2 separate regions of the Homo sapiens genome follow, and region 1 is linked to region 2. A link is an interaction called in ENCODE POLR2A ChIA-PET data of the cell type or tissue named here. Cell type or tissue: PC-3. All regions are shown on one strand. Each heading gives the region's core, and the rest is flanking DNA. Links, peaks and the distances in the headings are about the cores only. Region 1 holds the start of TUT1 (terminal uridylyl transferase 1, U6 snRNA-specific). Region 2 overlaps LOC124902681 (a long non-coding RNA gene).

The links. Peaks named below come from ENCODE experiments on the same cell type or tissue, not always from the same donor. Only the 100,000 strongest peaks of a DNase experiment are listed, where the experiment ranks them.
Region 1: POLR2A ChIA-PET joins it to region 2 with 5 read pairs; 6 of 35 experiments call an interaction of 5 or more read pairs at or near these places.

The regions. Positions count from the first base shown.
Region 1 is chr11:62,583,678-62,592,488 of GRCh38, reverse strand. It overlaps TUT1 (terminal uridylyl transferase 1, U6 snRNA-specific), which reads left to right and starts at 966. Exons shown (of 9, transcript NM_022830.3): 1 at 966-1,085; 2 at 3,268-3,458. The coding sequence starts at 1,004. RefSeq lists enhancers at 815-1,044, 461-1,156. In PC-3, for the core only: a CTCF peak has its summit at 3,040; a DNase peak (open chromatin) is centred at 4,288; H3K27ac peaks cover 1,261 bases.
Region 2 is chr11:62,109,646-62,116,701 of GRCh38, reverse strand. LOC124902681 (a long non-coding RNA gene) reads left to right here. Exons shown (of 2, transcript XR_007062697.1): 2 at 1-234. Among named protein-coding and RNA genes, the nearest start is that of INCENP, 11 kb to the left of the region's middle. In PC-3, for the core only: no CTCF peak of the experiment used is centred there; no DNase peak of the experiment used is centred there.

The sequences.
Region 1 (8,811 bases), core at 3,007-5,506, 470 kb before region 2:
CAGTTGTGACTTGTTCAAGGTCAAAGACCTTGGTGTCTGCCTTAGGTCCACTGCTCTTTGCGCCATTCAAAGCTGTGGGCTGATAACCACAGCACAAGCTGCTGAGCCCATCTGATAGTTCTCTCCACCTCGTTATGGTCCCTGTCCCTAGGGCATCCCCAGCTCCCCGTAGTCCCTCCCTGTCCTGAGCCTACACCTCGGCGGCGTTGGGATGAACTGACAATTATACCAGGAGGGGGTTGACAGCATTCGCCCCCTCCAGTGTCTAAACTCAGTTACTGGCACTCGGTTTTGTCTTGTCGCACTGCTCTGAGGTGCGCCAGTAGCTCTGGCGCCTCCGGCGTACACCACGCAGCCCACTACTGCGGAAGGAATGGGCCTGGCTCCAGGACCTCGTGGAGTCCGGAAGGTGCCCGGTGGTGGCAGAGCTCCCCAACCAGGGCTAGAAGCCGTCGCAGAACACCCGTTTTGCGGGAGGACAGGGGGCGGAGGGAGGGAGTAACAGCCCTGAAAAGGTTGGAAGTCCAGGGACAGCCCTGGGCTCCGTGGGGCAAAGAATTGGAAGCCGCCGATCCTCCGCCTTTATTCGTCGGGTAAATAAGGGTCGAGGGTACAGACGCACGGGTGTCTACTGCGGGGTGAAGGAGCTGCCGCAAGATGCCACCCGGCGCCGGCCTTTGTGGCTGCTGTCATGAATATTCACGATGCTTTGGGCCAATCAACGTCTGAACAGCTTAAAGCACACCAATCGGCTTACCGCATGCAGATAAGCATCGTAACGCGCCGCTTTTCCTGAAACGGGCGGGGACTGGACAGCGGCTAGAAACGGAACCCAGAGTCGAAGGAGCTTGGTTTCCGGAGGAGTGTGTCCGCGCAATTGAACGACTTTATGTCACTTCCTATCGGATCGGCGGAAGTTGCTTCCGAGCGCGTTGAGCTTTGGCGAAGTGGGTTCCGGTGGTGGCAGAGGTGCTTGTGTTTTTGTCGGTACAGGAGAGTCGCTATGGCGGCGGTGGATTCGGATGTCGAATCGCTGCCGCGTGGGGGGTTCCGCTGCTGCCTCTGCCACGTTACTACAGCCAACCGTAAGCGGTGGCTAGTGAGGGACCCGGGGGTGGTTGCGGGCTTTCGTCTTTTGATCCTGGCGAAAGTTAGGGTTATAGGTAGTCAGTCGTTCTTGTCAAGTTGATTGGTAGGGTCTCTCACCTCCGTTTTTCTCTGCAAGTCCGAGGGGATTTGGAGAGTCGGGAAAGTTCCACCACATTACACTCCTCAGTATATGAAATCTCCACAACGCAAGTTTAATTGTTTTATTACTTCTTTAACCATCATCTATTGGACATATGCTCTGTGCCTGGTATTCTGCTGATCTTTAGGGTGGGGGAGGGGGGTTCAGAGATGAAGGAGCTCACCGTCTAGAGAATGAGAAAGTTTCAATGCTTTATAGATATGTTCGGAGAACTGTGGGACCACAGAGAATTAGTAACTAAATCAGAGAAGCCCTACAGAGGACCTACTCAAAGGAGGGGATGGATGAAATAGGTGTGGCATGAATGACTAGACCATAAGGTACCAGTGAGGAAGAGACAGAAGATGGGTTTGGAAAAATAGACAAGGTTCTTGTATGACACACAAGGGGTTCACTGTAACTTCAAATTCCACTTTTTTTTTTTTTTTGAGACAAGGTCTTGCTCTGTCACCCAGGCTGCAGTGCGGTGGTGTGATCTTGGCTCACTGCAGCCTCAACCTCCCGGGCTCAAACCATACCCCTGGCTAGCCTCCCAAGTAGTTGAGTCTACAGGTGTGCACCACCATACTTGGCTAATTTCTTTTTTCTTTTTTTTTTTTTTTTGAGACAGAGTCTCACTCTGTCACCCAGGCTGGAGTGCAGTGGCACGATCTTGGCTCACTGCAAGCTCCACCTCCTGGGTTCACCCCATTCTCCTGCCTCAGCCTCCCGTGTAGCCGGGACTACAGGCACCCGCCACCACGCCCGGCTAATTTTTTGTATTTTTTAGTAGAGACGAGGTTTCACCATGTTAGTCAGGATGGTCTCGATCTCCTGACCTCGTGACCCGCCCGCCTCGGCCTCCCAAAGTGCCGGGATTACAGGCCTGAGCCACCGCGCCCGGCCTACTTGGCAAATTTTTTAGTTTTTTGTAGAGATGGGTTTTCACCATGTTGCCTAGGCTGGTCTCCAATTCCTGGCCTCAAGCGATCTTCCCATCTTGGCCTCCCAAAGTGCTGGGATTACAGGCGTGAGCCAATGTGCCCAGCCCTACTTTTGAAGTCTGGAATCACAGTGTTCCCTAAACAGGGTTTACTTCCATTCTTCCTTTTCACTGTGAATGGCACTATCACTGTTCATCCAGTAAGCCAAGCCAGAAACCTAGGAGTCTTCTTTGGCCCCACATTTACTTTGGTGACATCAAGCAGCTAACTCAATAAAATAATAGCAACGGTTAGTTTTTCAACATTTACCGTGTACCAGACTCTCTCTGCCAAGTGATATATCTGAATAATACCTGTGTGTGAGGTGCTAGATACTGATATTTCCATTTTATATCTGAGGAAGTTGATGCACAGTGAGGCTTCATAACTTGACCAAGGTCTCACACAGGTTGACAGAGCTGGGATTTGAACTTGGGCAATGTAATTTCAGATCCTGCCTTTGACATCACTATATTATACCATGTCCAAAGATGATCCACAAAGTATTCCATGATCCAAATTTTTTTAGTTCTTGTGTAGATGACCTGGATAAGTTACCTGTTAATTTGTTTCCAACTCTACCTAGCACAAATAGGTGGTTTAAGAAATACTTTACTATCACACTGTTCTTTAAGTAAAAATAAACAAAATACTTGTAGTGTAGCCAGTTCTCCTGGGAACCCTCGTCTCTACTAAAAATACAAAAATTAGCCGGGTGTGGTGACACACGCCTGTAGTCCCACCTACTCACGAGGCTGAGGCAGGAGAATTTCTTGAACCTGGGAGGCAGACGTTGCAGTGAGTGGAGACTGCGCCACTGAACTCCAGCGGGGGCGACAGTGAGACTCTGTTTAAAAAAAATAAATTAAAAAAAAAAGAATGTACTATTTAGACAAATGTATAAGAGAGGAAGGTGAAAGGAGCCAGGACTTTGTTTATTCAAAGGTCACAGTTTCTGTGGCTTGGAAGGATCAGTAAGATTTAGGTATGCAGAGAGCAAAGGCAGACACGTCGAAGAGTGCTTTGCATGTTTTTGTCTCACACTTGTCTTTGCAGGACCCAGCCTTGATGCCCACTTGGGAGGCAGAAAGCACCGGCACCTGGTAGAACTACGAGCTGCGAGAAAGGCCCAGGGACTTCGAAGTGTGTTTGTCAGTGGCTTTCCCAGGGATGTGGATTCTGCTCAGCTCTCTGAGTACTTCCTAGCATTTGGACCTGTGGCCAGTGTTGTCATGGACAAGGACAAGGTAAAGTGAATGGCTCTCGGGTTAAAGAATGAATCAGTGCTGGGCGCGATGGCTCACGCCTGTAATCCCATCACTTTGGGAGGCTGAGGCAGGCGGATTACCTGAGGTTAGGAGTTTGAGACCAGCCTGGCCAACATGGTGAAACCCCATCTCTACTAAAAATAAAAAATTAGCTGGGTGTGATGGCGCATGCCTGTAGTCCCAGCTACTTGGGATGCTGAGGCAGGAGAATCGCTTGAACCCGGGAGGTGGAGGTTGCAGCAAGCTGAGATCGTGCCACTGTGCTCCAGCCTGGATTACAGAGCAAGACTCCGTCTTAAGAAAAAAAAGAATGAATCAGATGTGCTGTGTACCAAAGAGACAAGAGAGAGAAACCAACAGCCTCTTTGAGCTGGTTCCTAATGTGGCTTATTCTTGATGGACATCACAGTACTTGGGCTAGACCAGCTTTGGGAGCTTCTCACACCTCCCCCACCCCTTGAATTTTTATTTTTATTATTATATTTTTGAGTGCAGTGGCACAATCTCAGCTCACTGTGACGTCTACCTCCTGGGTTCCAGCAATTCTCACACCTTAGCCACCCAAGCAACTGAGATTACAGGCGCGTGCCCCCATGCCCAGCTAATTTTTGTATTTTTAGTAGAGACAGGGTTTCACCATGTTGGCCAGGCTGGTCTCGAACTCCTGACCTCAGGTGATCCGTGCACCTCAACCTCCCCAAATGCTGGGATTACGGGCGTGAGCCACTGCTCCCAGTCCCACCCTTTGGATTTTATCACTTCACCAGAGTTAGTCACTGGGGGATTTTTTTGTGTGTGTCATCTATTGATTCAGTGAATTCTTTGCCAAATATTTATTCACAGCTAACTTTGTACTAGGCACTATGCTTAGGGCTGCATTCTGAGTAGTGAATGGGGTAGATATGGTCCCTGCTCTCACAGAGCCTATAGTCTAGAGGAGAAAGTAAACAATTAAGTAATTATAGTGAAAGTTGGTGCTTAAAGAACAACATACCATTGGATCAACTCCACAAGAACCTGGTTGATAAACCAGTTAGCAGTTTATTAACTTACACTGAGGGTACTAAGGTTGTTTGGTTAGAACACCCTGTCCTTTGGAGAGTGTTAGATAAACAAGCTTGTGCTTTTTGTGTTGCTTCCCTGTAGGTTTTGGTCCCTTGAAAAAAGTTCACTGTTGAGGTGCTGTGTTCCTTGGTCATACTGTGGTTCTGAGGCTGTACTCTTGTTATGTAGGCATGGCTTAGGTGATCCAAAATATCCCTTTGCAGCCCAGGTTATCTTTTAGAATGGGGTGGAGCCTGTGTTTGTTAGGGATTGCATTCAGCAACCAAACTACAAATGGCTTAAACAATAGGAATTTAGTTTTTCTCATGTAACAAGAAGTCCAGACCTGGACAGTTCAGGGCTTTGCTGTTTTCCTGCTCTGCCATTATTGGTATGTGGCTCTTCATAGTTACGATACTGCTGCCCCATATCTTCAGAAAAGAAGAAGGGGCAGCTTGTAGGGCAGAGTATAAAAGGTTAGTGTCGGCCAGGTCCAGTGGCTCACGCCTGTAATCCCAGCACTTTGGTAGGCTGGGGCGGGTGGATCATGTGAGGTCGGGAGTTCGAGATCAGCCTGACCAACATGGAGAAACCCCGTCTCTACTAAAAATACAAAATTAGCGGGGCGTGGTGGCACATGCCTGTAATCCCAGCTACTCGGGAGGCTGAGGCAGGAGAATCGCTTGAACCCGGGAGGCGGAGGCTGCCTTGAGCCGACATCGCGCCATTGCATTCCAGCCTGGGCAACAAGAGCGAAACTCCATCTCATAAAAAAAGGTTAGTGTCAGCTGAGTTTGAGTCCCCTCCTCTATTTTTTTTCCTTTTATTCTGAGAAAAATGCCTTTTCTTTTTCCTTTTTTTTTTTTTTTTTTTGAGAGGGAGTTTTTTTGTGGTAGAATTCTGGCCACTGAGATATAAGTAGAAGTTTACTGAGGAGGCCTTTAGAAAAAGTATTTCTCTCGACTGGGCACAGTGGCTTACGCCTGTAATCCCAGCACTTTGGGAGACTGAGGTGGGAGGATCACCTAAGGTCAGGAGTTCGAGACCAGCCTGGCCAACATGGCGAAACCCCATCTCTACTAAAAATACAAAAATTAGCTGGGTGTGGTGGCAGGCGCCTGTAATCCCAGCAAGCAATTCTCCCGCCTCAGCCTCCCGAGTAGCTGGGACTGCAGGCGCGTGCCACCACACCCGGCTAATTTTTGTATTTTTAGTAGAGACCAGGTTTCACCATGTTCGCCAGGCTGGTCTCGAACTTCTGACCTCAGGTGATCCGCCTACCTCGGCCTCTCAAAGTGCTGGGATTACAGGTGTGAACTACTGTGCCTGGCCTAATTTTTTGTATTTTTAGTAGAGACAGGATTTCTCCATGTTGGCCATGCTGGTCTTGAACTCCTGGCCTCAAGTGATCTGCCCACCTCAGCCACGCAAACTGCTGGGATTACAGGCGTAAGCCACTGTGCTCCGCCTAATGATTAACATTTTTATTGAGGAACTACTATGCATCAATTGTGTGCTAAGCACATTATGTACACTTGCATCTAATCTCCACAACATTCTCTTAAGGGAAATGGTCAGTAGGCAGTTGGAGATTTGGGAGTTTAAGACACTGCTTGTGAGGCAGTTACAAGTTACTTAACCTCTTTGAGTTTCAGTTTCTTAATTTGTAAAATGGAAATAATAATACATACTTCGTAGGTGTCTTATGAGCCTCAGACATCGTTTGTGTGAACTGCTTAGTTTATAATAAGCCCTCAACAAATAGTAACTCTAGCTATGGATGGTGGTGTTGAGAGGACAAAAATGGCAAGGACACAGGCTCCTTATTTTTATTTATTTATTTATTTGAGATGGAGTTTTGCCCTTGTTGCCCAGGCTGGAATGCAGTGGCGCGAACTTGGCTTGGGGCGATCTCAGCTCACCGCAAACTCTGGCTCCCGGGTTCAAGTGATTCTCCTGCCTCAGCCTCCCGAGTAGCTGGGATTACAGGCATGCGCCACCGCGCCTGGCTAATTTTGTATTTTTAGTAGAGATGGGGTTTCTCCATGTTGCTGGTCTGGAATTCCCGACCTCAGGTGATCCGCCTGCCTCGGCCTCCCAAAGTGCTGGGATTACAGGCTGGGATTACAGGCGTGCGCCACCGTGCCAGGCCTGTTTATTTATTTTTGAGGTGGAGTCTCATTCTGTCTCCCAGGCTGGAGTGCAGTGGCACGATCTTGGCTCACTGCAACCTCTGCCTCCTGAGTAGCTGGGTTTACAGGCGCCTGCCACCATGCCCGGCTAATTTTTGTATTTTTAGTAGAGACGGGTTTCACCATGTTGGCCAGGCTGGTCTGGAACTCCTGGCGTCACATGATCTGTCCGCCTCAGCCTCCCAGGGTGCTGGGATTACATGCATGAGCTACCACGCCCAGCTGACACAGTCTTCTGAATCTGCCAGTCCTGCCCTCCCTGATGCCTTCTGTGAGGTTTTGGAGAAAAATAGGAGCACAGACAGGCCCAGTGAAAGAGACTCTTAATTTCCATCTGGGGCTTTGGTTACAAACTTGGTGGTGTACTGCAGTCTGGTAAACTGTGGTTTATTAGAGTCAGAAGACTGGCCTGGGCAGGTCCAAGTAGCTACCTTTGTCCTTGGCCTCACTTCAGTTCTTTGCTGTGTTTGGCATAGGGGTAGAAGTAAGTCTGCGCATGGTGATGTGCCCCTATCATCCCAGCTACTGAGGAGGCTGAGGCGGGAGGTTCGCTTGAGCCCAGGAATTCAAAGCTACAGTGAGCTATAATCACATCACTGCACTCCAGTCTTGGTGACAGAGCAAAATCCTGTCTTTAAAAAAAGAAGGGTGTGGCCGGGCCAGGTGGCTCACACCTGTAATCCCAGCACTTTGGGAGGCTGAGGTGGTTAGATCACCTGAGGTCAGGAGTTTGAGACCAGCCTGGCCAACATGGTGAAACCGTCTCTACTAAAAATACAAAAAAATTAGCTGGGCGTAGTGGCAGATTCCTGTAATCCCAGCTATTCAGGAGACTGAGGCAGGAGAATTGCTTGAACCCGAGAGGCGGAGGTTGGAGTGAGCCGAGATCGTGCCACTGCACTCCAGCCTGGGCAACAGAGCGAGACTCCTTCTCAAAAAAAAAAAGTAAAATAAAATAAATAGTATACAATTCATTGGTTGGTTATTTACTATTGGGTAAAAAAATAAACAAACAAAAAGTATACAATTGGCTGGGCATGGTGGCTCATGGCCTGTAATCCCAGCACTTTGGGAGGCCGAGGCAGGTGGATCACCTAAGGTTAGGAGTTGGAGACCAGCCTGGCCAACATGGTGAAACCCCATCTCTACTAAAAATACAAAAAATTACCTGGGTGTGGTGGTGGGCACCTATAATCCTAGCTACTCGGGAGGCAGAAAGCAGGAGAATCACTTGAACCTGGGAGGCAGAGGTTGCTGTGAGCCAAGATCGTGCCACTGCACTCCAGCCTGGGTGACAGAACGAAACTCCATCTCAAAAAAAAAAAAAAAAAAAGTATACAATTTAGGGGTGGGTGTGGTGGCTGATACCTGTAATCCCAGCCCTCTGGGAGGCCGAGGTGGGAGGATCACTTGAGATCAGGAGTTTGAGACCAGCCTGGCTAATGTGGTGAAACCACATCTCTATTAAAAATACAAAAATTAGCCAGGTGTAGTGGTGCGTGTCTTTGATTCCAGCTACTAGGGAGGCTGAGGTAGGATAATTGCTTGAACCCCGGGAGGCAGAGGTAATAATGAGCCGAGAGTGTGCCACTGTACTCAAGTCTGAGTGACAGAGACACTCTGTCTCAAAAAAAAAAAAAAAAAAATACAATTCAGTGAGTGTTAGTATATTCACAGGGTTCTTCAACCCTCATGACTGATTCCAGAATGTTTTCACCACTCCAAAAAGAAACGCCTTATCCTTTCTTGGTTACTTCCCATTTGTGATTTAGGCCTGTGTACTGGTGAAGCCATCCTCCTGGTTGAGTTAATTGTTATGTATGGTGTGAGGTAAAGGTTCAACATCATTGTTTTGCATGTGGCTATCCAGTTGTCCCAGCACAATTTGTTGACAAGACTGTTCTTTCCCCATTGAATCTTCTTGACACCGTTGTTCAAAATCAGTTGACCAAAGATGTGTGAATTTCTTTCAGGGTCTCAATTCCATTCCCTTCATCTGAATGTCTATCTTTATGCTAGCACCACTCTGTCTTGGTGCTACCTTACTCTAGCAGGAACCTTTTTATAAACAAGATGAGGGTCCAGCTTTACCATTG
Region 2 (7,056 bases), core at 470-2,969:
AAGATTGGAGTGATGTGGCCACAAGCCAAGGAAACCAGCAACCACCAGAAGCTGAAAGAGGCAAAGAAGAATTCTGCCTCCCAGCCTCCAGAGGGAGTGTGACCCTGCTAACACCATGATTCAGACTTCCGGCCTCCAGAAGAATGTCTTTTTAAGCCACTACGTTTGTGGTAATTTGTTATAGCAGCCCTGGGAAACTAATACAGTTGTTAATTAAAAAAACAAGTCAAGTGATTTTAGGTAGTTTTTCTTGGCTCTTCATGAATTGACAGATGTTACTGATACTTCTCAGTTGTTTTTTACTTGAGTCAGTGCTGAGGCTGGCATGACTGCAGAGTTAGCCTCTATGAATAGACTGCATGGAATAACTATAGGAGGGAATATTTTCATAGAAGTTGAGGAAACACTAATTCAGTATAACCTGTAGTGGAATCTGCTAGGATGTGTTACAATTGATGGTAGTAAAAATGTATAGAGCAGATAAATGTTAATTGGACAAATTTACAAACCTTGTGACAGTGTAAGGTGTTAAAAACCTATGATTATTCATCATATTGTATATCAGTAGATACTTTCCTGAAAATATTTGAATCTGTCATGTGTTATTGAACCTGCAGTTTCAACAGGAAATTTAATTCACTCTCGTGCCATAGCCATCTTCAGCTCCATGAATTTTTGTCCAAAATAGAAACTGAATCTCTTTGCTTGCCCTATTACGCAGCAGTTCAAGGGATTCACAGTAGTAAAGATTTACTGTGATTGTTTAAGCTCAGAGCTGAATTTTTTCTGAATAGGAACTGCCCTCAACCCTTATTAAGGAACACTGAGTGGCTTTGGAAATTAGCTTTTGCTATAGACTTGGTAATATTTCTTAATGAATTCAACCTAAAATTAGCAGTCAAAACAGCACTAATATGCAAAACTTATACTGCAGTAAAGTCATTTTTATGATGGCTACACTGTTTGAATCACAAGTAAAGTCAAACTGCTTTACATGTTTCTTATGATGTCAAAAGTCAAAACAAGAATCAAAATCTGCATTCCCACACAAATTCGCAGCAGATAATTTTTCAAATTTAAGCTACAGTTCCAGTCAACTGTGCAACTGAGGAGCTTCTAATGCAGGGCAGGCTTAGCCTGGGAGAGTTCTTGGCTTTGCCTAGGAAACAAATCAAGGGCCAGCCAGAGGTTTTATTGAAGCAGCAGTGTGCAGAGCAGGGCTACCCCATAAGCAGTACACCCAGAGTAGCAGCTCAGAGGCAGTTCTGCGGTCATACTTACAACCACTTTTGTTTATATGCAAATTAAGGGGCAGATTATGCAGAAATTTCTAGAAATAAGGTGGTAACTTCCCAGTTGTCTCGCTGCCAGGGAAAAGGGCAGGAACTTTGGGGTGTTGCCATGGCAATGGGCATGGCACACTGGTGGGCATGTCTTTTTATTTTAATTTTATGAGTAAATGTGCAGGATGTGCAGGTTTGTTACATAGGTAAATGTGTGTCATGGGGTTTTGTTGTTAATATAGTTTGGCTCTGTGTCCCCACCCAAGTCTCATCTCGAATTGTAATCCCCCTGTATTGAGGGAGGGATTTGTAATCCCCTTGTGTCGAGCAAGGGGGGTGATTGGATCATGGGGGAGGTTTCCCCCATGTTGTTCTCATGATAGTGAGTGAGTTCTCACCTGATCTAATGGTTTTATAAGTGTTTGGAAGTTCTTCCTTCGCTCTTCTGTCTTCTGCCACCTTGTGAAGAAGCTACTTGATTCCCCTTCACTTTCTGTCATGATTGTAAGTTTCTTGAGGCCTCCCAAGCCATGTGGAACTCTTTCCTTTATAAATTACCCAGTGTTGGGTATTTCTTTATAGCAGTGTGAAAACAGACTAATACAGATGTACAGATTATTTCATTACCCAGGAATTAAGCCTAATATCTATTAGATATTTTTCCTGATCCTTTCCCTCCTCCCACCCACCGTCCTCTGGTAGGCCCCAGTGTGAGTTGTTCCCCTCCATGTGTCTATGTGTTCTTATCATTTAGCTCCCACTTACAAGTGAGAATATGCAGTATTTGGTTGTCTGTTCCTGCGTTAGTTTGCTAAGGATAATGGCCTCCAGCTCCATCCATGTCCCTGCAAAGGACATGACCTTGTTCCTTTTTATGGCTACAGAGTATTCCATGGTGTATATGTACTGCATTTTCTTTAGTCTGTTATTGATGAGCATTTAGGTTGATTCCATGTCTGCTGTTGTGAAAAGTGCTGCAGTGAACATACATGTGCATGTGTCTTTGTAACAGAATGATTTATATTCCTTTGGGTATATATCCAGTAATGGGATTGCTGGGTCAGATGGTAATTCTGTCTCTAGGTCTTTGAGGAATTGCCACACCCACACTGTCTTCCACAATGGTTGAACTAATTTACACTCCCACCAACAGTGTAAAAACGTTCCTTTTTCTCCACAACCTCACCAGCATCGGTTATTTTTTCACTTTTTAATAATAGCCATTCTGACTGGTGTGAGAATGGCTCATCGTGGTTTTCATTTGCATTTCACTAATGATCAGTGATATTCAGCTTTTTTTCATGATTTTTGGCCACAGGTATGTCTTCTTTTGAGAAGTGTCTGTTCATGTCCTTTGCTGGTGGGTGTGTCTTATGGGGTGGTGCTTTTGCCCCACGCCTGTTTTAACTAGTCCTCAATTAGGTCTGGTGTCCAAGCCCCACCTCTGGAGTTCCACTTCCTACTGCACTTCCACCTAACCTTCTATTGGCAGTGATTAATCTGCAATATGATGACCTGCAAAAAGGCAACTATCAAGAGAAGAATCAAATAGAATTCTGTAAATGCCTCCCTCCTATCCTGGCGATGAATATGATCAATTGAAGTCATATGCTGGGGGCCCCATACCAGTTTTTGGCAGTAAAGGACATTTCAAAAATGAAGTGGGTAAAATCTCACAGTAAATCTGTATTAACAGATGAACATTACAATCAATTTGTGTTTTAGAGCTAGAGAACACTAACTTTGAGCCGCTATTAAGGAAAATATTATCCTCAATATCCCACTCCCAAAAAAGAATTCCATACTTCTCATTAGTAGGCCTATACTAAAAATATATGTACTCTATTATAATATTTTTAATTTCATCAATTTAAAACATTGTGGCAATTTTGTTTTTCTCTCTTAAATGTCCTGGATTTTGTCTCTTGGCCTACAAAATCTAAAATAGTTACTATCTCACCCTTTAGAGGTCTGCTAACCCCAGCGCTAGAACACTTCTAGAACTGGCAGGGTGCAGTGGCTCACGCCTGTAATCCCAGCACTCTGGGAGGCCAAGGCCGTCAAATCACTTGAGGCTAGGAGTTCGAGACCAGCCCGACCAACATGGCGAAAGTCTCTACTAAAAATACAAAAATTAGCCAGGTGTGTTGGCGCACCTGTAATTCCAGCTAGTCAGGAGGCTGAGGCAGGAGAATCGCTTGAACCCAGGAGGGGGAGGCTGCAGTGAACCGAGATTGCACCACGGCACTCCATCCTGGGTGACAGTGGGAGAATACGTCTAAAGAAAAAAAAGGGGGACGGGCATGGTGGCTCATGCCTGTAATCCCAGCACTTTGGGAGGCCGAGGTGGGCAGATCATGAGGTCAAGAGGTTGAGACCATCCTGGCCAACATGGTGAAACCCCGTCTCTACTAAAAATACAGAAATTAGCCGGGCGTGGTGGCGCGCGCCTGTAATCCCAGATACTCATACTCGGGAGGCTGAGACAGGAGAATGGCTTGAACCCGGGAGGCGGAGGTTGCAGTGAGCCGAGATCGCGCCATTGCATTTCGGCCTGGCGACAGAGCAAGACTCCATCTCGGGAAAAAAAAAAAAGAAAGAAAAGAAAAAAGAAAAAAAAGGAACATTTCTAGAACTGAACATATTTGCCCCTTTAGGAACCTACAATGCAGTCCAAGGGACACAGGACTGAAGTCCCAACCCCACAGTCAGCCTCTCTTTAAACTTCAGCTACTGTTACAGCTCCTGCGGGGCAGAGGGCGCATGCGCAGCCCAGTCGTCCGCGCAGGCGCAGACGGTCCGAGGCTACTGAGTTTGCCAGGGGAGTGCGGGAAGAGGGGGTGCAGAGCTGGATGGTGTCCATCCCGGGCTGTTTGTGCCCAGGGGATTTGTACCCACCCTCGTGGACTCTGGGGCCTGCAGCCGTCGTTCTGGGAGTCTGGTGACCCGCGAGGCCGCTCACCCGGCCTGAGGAGGGGGTCGGGCTGCAGATGGTGATGTGCCTGGGAGTGGGTCCTGGCTCCTCTCGGACACCCCCAGCTTATCCCGAATGAAGTTTTCTTTTTATAAAAAAAAAAAAATCCATTTGTATTGCGAAATATAGAACACATCTTTTAAAAAGTGCACAAAACAGTTAAGCAGCTTATTACTTTATCAAAAACATTCCTGAAAAACCACCTCCCAGGGCAAGTAATAAAGCTCCATAGCCTCCCAGAGGCCTCCTGAGCCCTCCCGATACCCGCCCTCCTTAAATTAAAAATATGGTAATCATATTATTGCATTACCATCCAAGCAGCATCCCTAAGCATTATAGTTTAGTTTGCTTTTAAAATAATGCTTATGGCCGGGCGCAGTGGCTCACGCCTGTAATCCCAGCACTTTGGGAGGCCTAGGAGGGTGGATCACCTGAGATCAGGAGTTGGAGACCAACCTGGCCAACTTAGCGAAACCCGGTCCCCACTAAAAATACAAAAATTAGCCGGGCGTGGTGGCGGGCGCGCCTGTAGTCCCAGTTACTTGGGAGGCTGAGGCAGGAGAATCACTTGAACCTAGGAGGCAGAGGTTGCAGTGAGCCGAGATTGCACCACTGCACTCCAGCCTGGGGAACAGAGTGAGACTCCGTCTCAAAATATAATAATAATAATAATAATAATAATAATAATAATAATAATAATAATAATGATGATAATAGGCCGGGCGCAGTGGCTCACGCCTGTAATCCCAGCACTTTGGGAGGCCGAGGCGGGCGGATCACCTGAGGTCACGAGTTCAAGACCAGCTTGGCCAACATGGTGAAACCCCATCTCTACTAAAAATACAAAAATTAGCTGGGCATGGTGGCAGGCGCCTGTAATCCCAGCTACTCAGGAGGCCGAGGCAGGAGAATTGCTTGAACCTGGGAGGCGGAGGTTGCAGTGAGTCGAGATCGCGCCACTGTACTCCAGCCTGGGCGACAGAGTGAAACTCCATCTCAAAATAATAATAATAATAATAATAATAATAATGATACTTATAATAATGTAGCCTACCGTCTGCTCTTGCGTCTGGCATCTTTCACCTCCTCAGCTCCACAGGACTTTTTTTTTATTTTTCTGAGAAGGAGTCTCCCTGCCTCAGCCTCAGCCTCCCAGCTGGGATTGCAGGTGCCCGCCACCACACGGGACTAATTTTTGTACTTTTAGTAGAGGCAGGGTTTCACCACGTTGGCCAAGCTGGTCTCAAACCCCATTCTTTCCAGAATTACACTCTTTCTCTTCCTGTGATCCAGTGCCTGGAAGAGTTGCCTCATATTTTTTGTCTAGTTTTTCTGTAGTTTATGGTGGGAAGGCTAATTCTGTACCGGTTCCTCCACCATAGATGATAGCAGAAGTCACCCATGCTGTGTTTTATTTGAGGGCCTGTGTGTTGAAGTCTCAAAGGCTCCCTCTTGTTAGTTGTTGCCCTGTGATGATGGTGATGGCTGAGAGGCTCATTTACACCAACTAAAAAATGTGCAGACGGAAGGTTAATAAAAGAGTGCCTTTTGCCGGGCGCGGTGGCTCACGCCTGTAATCCCAGCACTTTGGGAGGCTGAGGCGGGTGGATCACGAGGTCAGGAGATCGAGACCATCCTGGCTAACGCGGTGAAACTCTGTCTCTACTAAAAATACAAAAAATTAGCCGGGAATAGTGGCGGGCGCCTGTAGTCCCAGCTACTCGGGAGGCTGAGGCAGGAGAATGGCGTGAACCTGGGAGGCGGAGCTTGCAGGGAGCCAAGATCGTGCCACTGCACTCCAGCCTGGGCGACAGAGCAAGACTCCGTCTCAAAAAAAAAATAAATAAATAAAAATAAAAATAAAAAAGAATAAAAGAGTGCCTTTTATCAACTTGCAGTAAAGAATAAAATTTCATCAGACTAGAATGTTTGTGTGCATATTATTGTTCAGTCTCTTTCATAAGCAGAGCACATGAGGAAAATGATAATCAGCCCCTTTTTTTTTTCCAGAGAGAGGATCTCAATCTGGCACCCAGGCTGGAGTGCAGTGGCATTATCATAGCTCACTGCAGCCTCAACCTCTGGAGCTCAAGCAGTCCTCTGCCTCAGCCTCCCAAGTAGCTGGAACTACAGGCACATGCTATCACACCCAGGTAATATTTTACTTTTTTGTAGAGATGTGGTCTCACCATGTTGCCCAGGCTGGTCTCAAACTACTGGCCTCAAGTAATCCTCCTGCCTTGGCCCACCAAAGTGCTGGGATTTTAGGCGTGAACCACTGCACCTGGCCAGAGGCTTTTATTGAGGGTTTAGTATGAAGAATTATTGTCATGAGTAGCCAGTTAACCTGGGGGCAATCCAGTGTGTTCTCTCTCTAAGGCACAATGGAAGCCACGGATAATCTGAAGGTTGTCAGTACTCACGGAGTTAGCATGGGGTTGCTAATAGTTTAGAGGAATATTTACCAATTAGAGGAATTATTAATGGCATCAAACTATGGAGGACGCCTCAGACACAGCCAAGGACCTAGTAAGGCACACAGGGAGAACGCCATGTGATCATGAAGGAAGAAGGCCAATTCGAGGAATGGTTAATGGCATCAAACTATGACAGCTTAGTGCATTCCATTTATATCAGAGAGAGTCTTGCCGATGGAATCAGAAATACATGAAGTCCTCCAGCCATAACTCCCTGCATCTATCTCCACCTAAAAGGAGAACCTGTCCTTTAGAACAGGAGATACTTCAGGTTTGGTGACTGAAACTCATTCTCCCTTATACAGCGCTTGGATAGGAAATG